2 separate regions of the Homo sapiens genome follow, and region 2 is linked to region 1. Evidence: chromatin contacts called from ENCODE POLR2A ChIA-PET data. All regions are on one chromosome and are shown on one strand. Each heading gives the region's core, a stretch centred on a gene start or an enhancer-like site at or near the end of the contact. The rest is flanking DNA. Distances are from core to core; before and after follow the strand shown. Region 1 overlaps SPOCK1 (SPARC (osteonectin), cwcv and kazal like domains proteoglycan 1). Region 2 overlaps ARHGAP26 (Rho GTPase activating protein 26).

The links. ChIA-PET counts read pairs that join two places held with the same protein, here RNA polymerase II (POLR2A).
Region 2: POLR2A ChIA-PET joins it to region 1 with 27 read pairs in PC-9. The contact joins two enhancer-like sites. POLR2A ChIA-PET finds 5 or more read pairs at or near these places in 2 of 52 experiments (PC-9 and endothelial cell of umbilical vein).

What each region holds. Positions count from the first base shown.
Region 1 is chr5:137,369,308-137,372,431 of GRCh38, reverse strand. All of the region lies in intron 2 of SPOCK1 (SPARC (osteonectin), cwcv and kazal like domains proteoglycan 1), which reads left to right. Among named protein-coding and RNA genes, the nearest start is that of SPOCK1, 130 kb to the left of the region's middle. Within about 2 kb of position 1,437, at least 3 of the 41 ENCODE cell types and tissues checked have a DNase peak (open chromatin) inside an H3K27ac peak, as active enhancers do; they include PC-9, where a contact is called at or near this core.
Region 2 is chr5:142,818,570-142,821,693 of GRCh38, reverse strand. The region is part of intron 1 of ARHGAP26 (Rho GTPase activating protein 26); the gene reads right to left. Among named protein-coding and RNA genes, the nearest start is that of ARHGAP26-AS1, 49 kb to the left of the region's middle. Within about 2 kb of position 1,698, at least 10 of the 41 ENCODE cell types and tissues checked have a DNase peak (open chromatin) inside an H3K27ac peak, as active enhancers do; they include PC-9, where a contact is called at or near this core.

The DNA of each region.
Region 1 (3,124 bases), core at 188-2,687:
TCCTTACACTTTCCCTCAGCATGCAGGAAGGGGTTTGCATCCAATCCTTATAAGGAAAGATCAAGCTTCTATTGCTCAGGGAGGGTATTGGTTGGCAGAATGTGGGGTTCAGTGGATTCAGCAAATGAGACACTGAAGAGCACAGTAGTTAGGAGCTTGGCTGTGGACACAGACTGTTTGGGTCCACATGAGGAACTGATGAAGTTTCTTCCTGTTTTATCATTCTTTAGACCTACACAGTCCAGTACAGTAACCACCAGGCTCATGTGGCTACTCAGCAGCTGAAACTAGGCTAGCTCACAGTGGGACGTGCTGGGAGTATAAAACACCAAGATTTCAATGCCTTAGGATGAAAGATCATTAATATTTTAAAATATTGATGGCATGTTGAAATGATAGTTTGGATATGTTGGGTTAAATAAAATATTAGAATGAATGTTCCCTGTTTTTGCTTTTTAGTGTGACCGCCAGAAATTCAAATTATATATGTGGTTCACATTTGTGGTTGACGTTATATTTCTATTGGATAGTGCTGATCTCACCTGAGGATAGTAACAGCCCCTTCCTTCTTCATGGGTTGCTGTGAGGGTTAAATGGGTGAATAGATGAATGGTGTTTAGTTTGGTACTCGGCATATAGTAAGTATTTACAAAGCCTCAGATGATCATCATTGACATTATCGTCATCATCATCTTATCATCCAGGGTGGAAACCTAAGCTAAGAGGAGAAAGTTGGGGGTGGAGACATCTGGATTGTGGTTTGAGGTAAACTTATCAACTTCTTAGGAGGTTGTTTATGATTTGGGGCTCTCTGGTGTTATAAGTAATCCTCATCCCCTTGGCTCCTCATTTGTATTGGTAATGGAAGGCTGTGTATGCAGTTCATGGTAAATCCTGTTACCTAAAGGGATGGCTGCTCACTGCAAACTGCTTTGTAGAATCCCCAGAGGCTTATTTATTTACCAAGCTACTTTGACTCTTGCAATGGAGTGAAAAATCAGGTTTTCATGAAGCCAGTTATAAATAGCTAACCTTTGGGAAGTGCTTACCATATGCCTAGCACTATGCTAAGTGCTTCTCATGTATTTCTTTATTTAATGCTCACAGTAGCCCTCCAAGGCAAGTGCTGGCCCCACCAGTTTAAGTGGAGGGAAGCAGAACTTAGCATAAGTAACATCTTGCAGCCAGGACGTGAGGGAGCTGAGCCTTGAATCTAGGTCAGTCTGATTCTCAAGTTGTGGCACTATTCATTCTGCCTCCTTAGAACTCAAAAAGTGAGTCTCTTTTAATCAGGAAACCTTATGCAGCACACTGGGTATTTCAGAATGTCTGAGACACTGGAGAGGGTGTAAGCCTGAAGGCATAAGCCCAGAAAATGGCTGAGTCCTCAGGCCAGGGCTGAACTGGGTTCTGGAACCAGAGTGCAGTACATGGTGGCCATTGACAGGCATGGCCAGCTACTGTGACCAGCTGTGAGAGCAGCACAGCCCTGGTCTCAGGCTGTCCCTTTGTGTCAGACAGGCAGATTTTATACGATGCATTCATGGACCTGAGGCCCATTCACCCCAGAGGCTTTCCCAAGACCCTGGAGAGGCAGAGATGCTTGACAAATGCATTAACTTTGCCAACGCTGCTTAAAGGAGGCATGTGATATAACATTTCCAAAGCCACAGTGTTTTCTTAGAGAAATCTCAGTACAGCTAAAACTCTAATGATTGCATGTGTCAGAAAAGGATCTTCTTTTTCATTTAGGCCTGATATAAATTTGCTGGTGACTTTACCACATTAGCTAAATTCCAGGAAAGATATGTGTCACTGGGTTGGGTGTTTCTGTTGCCGCAGGACATTGAATGATGCATTCTTTAATGAGCGAGTGTCACTCATTGGAGCAGCTGCCTTTCAAGGAGCCTTTCTCTTGAATAGAAGAATTCTATTTAGTATCCAGTTATTTCCTCTTTGACCCCCTTTCAGTCAAAATATGCAAGGTTTATTCCTCACCTCTTGACATCCAATGCCTGTTAGAGCCTTATTAGCATTTATTCTCATTGATGTTCATTGCATTTTAAATCTGGCAGGGACGTGATTAAGAGGTGGAAAATCACCGGACTCGGTCGGCGTGTGACTGTCTGATCGTGGCATGATGACCAGCTCAGCATGTAATCACATCTCTTGTGTTTTCAGTTTCCTTTCATACCCCTGGAGGGAAAAAGTTCAATTCCGAGTCATGCTCTGGCTCGGCAGAGGTAGGCAGCGGGTGAGAAGGGTGCAGAATCGGTTGGTCCTGAGTGTGCTGAGAGGCAGCCTAGGTCCTAGGAGACGAATTCTACCTACATTCACCCTAGGCACCATCCTTGCATCACTCGCTACCAGAATAAGCGGGCCAGCTAGGCTTATTCTTATAAGGAGGTGTACCTGTGGGATCCCAGTAAATCACGGCACTCATCCTGTGGGGTTGGTGGTTGCTATGGATAGAATTGTGTTCCTCCGAAGTTCCTTTGTTGAAGCTCTGACCCCCAGTGTGATGGTATTTGGAGATGGGGCCTTTGGGAGGTGATTAGGTTTTGATTAGGTCATGGGGGTGTAGACTTCATGATGGGATTAGTGTCCTTATAAGCAGAGACATCAGAGACCTTGCTTCCTCTCTCTCTCGGCCATATGAGGGTACAGCCAGGAGGCAGCCATCTGCAAGCCAGGAAGAGGGCCTTCACCACGGAACTGAATTGGCCAGCACCTTGATCTTAGACTTGCAGCCTCTAGAACTGTGAGAAGTAAATTCCTGTTGTTTAGGCCACTCACTCTAATGTATTTTGTTACGGAAACCCGAGCTAAGACAGTGGTCCTAGTTCTAGTTCACAACTTTGGGAAGCTTATATAAGCTCCCAGTTAGTAAGTGGCACACCCAGGTCAATCTGGGGATAACAGCTTGTCTCCCTGGCACTTCTCGACCCCTGTGTGGATATTGCCTGTTGGGGTTTTGCTTATATATGTTCTCCTCAGGAGGATCTCTTACAGCCCTGTCATTATTTTTGGGTCCCTTGCAAAGCCATGTGTAGAGTAGACATTGAATAGATAACAGCACAGTGAATGAATGAATATGACAGCCCGGGATGGAAACCAACCAAGG
Region 2 (3,124 bases), core at 449-2,948, 5.4 Mb before region 1:
AATTTTAATGTGTAGATAAATCACCTGGGTATCTTGTTAAAATGCCAGTTCCAATTCTGCAGCTACCAGATGGGGCCCAAGATTCTGAATTTCTAACAAATTCCCAGACGATGTTGATGGTGCTGGTCCAGGAATGATAATTCCCAGCCATGGCCCAGCAATAAAACATTCCCCTTGCTGTAAGGTATCTTTTCAGGGTTACAGATGACTCTGAGACTATAATGGAAGTCAAGGACTCTACCACCTAGAAAAATGTAAGAGTGCACTTGCAGGTATGGGAATACACACACAAAATTTCCAAACTCTACTATGGGCCATCAAAAGAACCTCCCACCTCTGTAAGGCAGTCCTTGAAATGCCAAGTTTAAAAAAAAAAAAAAAAAAAAAAAAAAACCACTCTACCTTAGGAAGCCTGCCAACTGCTGCCAACACCAAACTAGCTTGGGGTGGAATAGAGAGATGCACTCCTTTGATCACTTTGGCCCATGTGTGAGTAATTCACCCGCTCTTCTCTTGGTCCACAGAAACATAGTTAAGATGCCTTAAAGATAGGGGATAATAAAAGGAAAATAAAAACAGAATACCAAGAAGCTCTGTAATATAGCTCTAAGATATAGTTTACTCATCTTCCACTTGAGTTCCACCTCAAGGAGTCCTCATTCCTGGCATCCTGTCTGCTCTAAGCAGAGCAAAAGCTACTTAATCCCACCACTACCTGGCATTGCCTTCCCGGGTAATTTGATTTCTAGCGGAGGTGGAGGGACAGAAGGCTAGTCATCTTGGCTGTCCTACCTAGTTACCCTTGAAGTCTGAGTTTCCTTGTCTATGAAATGCAATCAAGAATAGACTCCACTTCATAATGTTCCGGGAAAAATAAGAAAATGCATACGTGATGTGCCTGACACATTGCAATTGCTTAAAAATGTTTCATTCTTATGTTTTATTATTATGGCCTTTATGAACATGCAAAGATCAAGATCCATTCAAAAGAAAAGGCTTTTGTTTTCTAAATGGAAGAGTGTAACTGCTGCTCTGCATGTCTAGGGCAAGGTCCAGCTCTGCCCATCCCACTGCTGCACAGATACACCCCTGCTGTTTGAGAACCATGCTGGAGGCCATCGTAGCCGCTCACAAACACTTGTGATTGTCTCTCTCTAACACTGAATTGAAGTTATTCTACCGCCTTCAGCTCCAGGATGGCAATGTTCAATATGAGCCTTAGGTGGGTTTTTTTTGTTTGTTTTTTTGTTTTTTTAAGCATCTTGGACTAAAAAGATCAAACCCAACCACAAAATGACTGATCAGGGAAAAGAAAGCCACCTTACTATGAAACCCTTACTAATTTGTGATATAAATTTATCCAGAAACCTTTCGTCCAAAGATCTCAAAAACTCTTAACAAGAAAGTTTTAACCACCGCACAACAATCCTAAGAAGTTGGGATGGCTCAGAACTGAATTCTCAACGTTGGGGTCTCCTGAAACTCTTGATAAGCAGTGTTCCTCAATGTGAGGTCTGAGAACCACCTGCACTCCTCATCTAAATGCATGTGAAATGCACATTCGTGGATTCCATTTCCACTGCTACATCAAAATCTCTGGGGAAGGAAATTGGAACCTTTAATAAATAACCCCCAGAAAGTTCCAACACTAAATTTCTAAACCAAGCGATGACTCACTCTCCCTCCTCCACAAACAACGGCAGACCGGTAAGTAAATCCAAAATGTTGTCTACAACTTCAAGGGCTTCACAGGCCTCCTGAAGTCTTCCCACAGGTTCACAGGTAAGAACCCTGGTGTATGCAACACCAGTCAGGGCTTCTTAACTTTCATCATTCAATTATCCCACCTTCACTTTAAAAAAAAAATCAAGTCCATACTATGTAAATTTTTATAAGAAACTCATTATTACTTACATCTATAATGAAAGTAAATTTTCTATGTAATGATTGTGAAATTGTGGGTTTGATCCTTAGTTATAAGTTTTCCAAATACAGCATATAATTATCAGTATAAAACATTGTGTCACTGTACACCTAAAATCATCTCCCCTATCACCTATATATGACTACTCTTCCTGTTCAGGTAACATCAGTTTGTGTAATCCAGAGATCTGGAACCATGTGAGGATTTTATGAGGCATGCATGGCCTGTGATGCAGAAGGCTGTCTATTCTGGCAAACTCCAGAAGACCTAACAGCCTCAGTCTGCACATGCCTGGCAGAGCAGGCTATGGGAGGAGAGGGCTTTCCCTCCTGCCAGAAGGCCAGAAAATTATGTCACCTGTGGGTGTGACTGACTTGTCCAGGTGTCCTTTTTGTGACCTGTCTACCCCATCAGTGAGATGAAACATGCCCACCCACCCACAGCCCAGACTCCCCACTGCAAGGACCATGGTTGACCTCTGACCTACTGGGGCCAATCTGCTTTTCTTCAGGGGAATTTGTAATTAGGGCACAGAGGAACTTGTTAATTGACGTTAGACAAGCAAACTGAGGAATGTTTTCGACTTGGACTAGGGTGACCTCCTGAGGCAGAAAACCAGTCCATAGAGGCAAGTAAGAGGAGACACCAGCTGCCCTAGAGAAAAAGTAGGCACAGGGACATCCCAGTAACCTAGCAATAAACTTCTCTTTAGCTGGTCTGAGCAGGCAGTTTCTCCTTGCAACCAAATCACCCCTAAGACTCACTGTGCTGCACAGCTCTGGCTCCAATGTCCAGGTGGAGTTGAAGGAAGGCTAGAAGCTGGGTGAGCACCCTTCCCAGATATACCCCAAAAGAGGGTAGGGCTTGAACCTTATCATAGGGTCAGGGAAGGGGCATTCTAATGTGGGTCCCCTCCACATTACTCCAGGTGAGAGGTGCCACAAGAAGGAGCAAACAGGAGGGTACCTGGAGCTCTTCCCTCCTGCTGATAGTGGGGAAACAATGACGACAAACACAGCTTACAGTTACTGTGTATGTTAGCATGTGAATCGGGCTCTTTACAATTGTTACCTCATTTTGTTTTTCTTGAGAGCCCCATGAAGGTGGTAATGTCATTTTCCTCATTTTATACATGAGGAAATGAAGACTCAGAAATATTAAGTGATCTCCAAGGTGATATAGCTAATAAATAAAGGATCC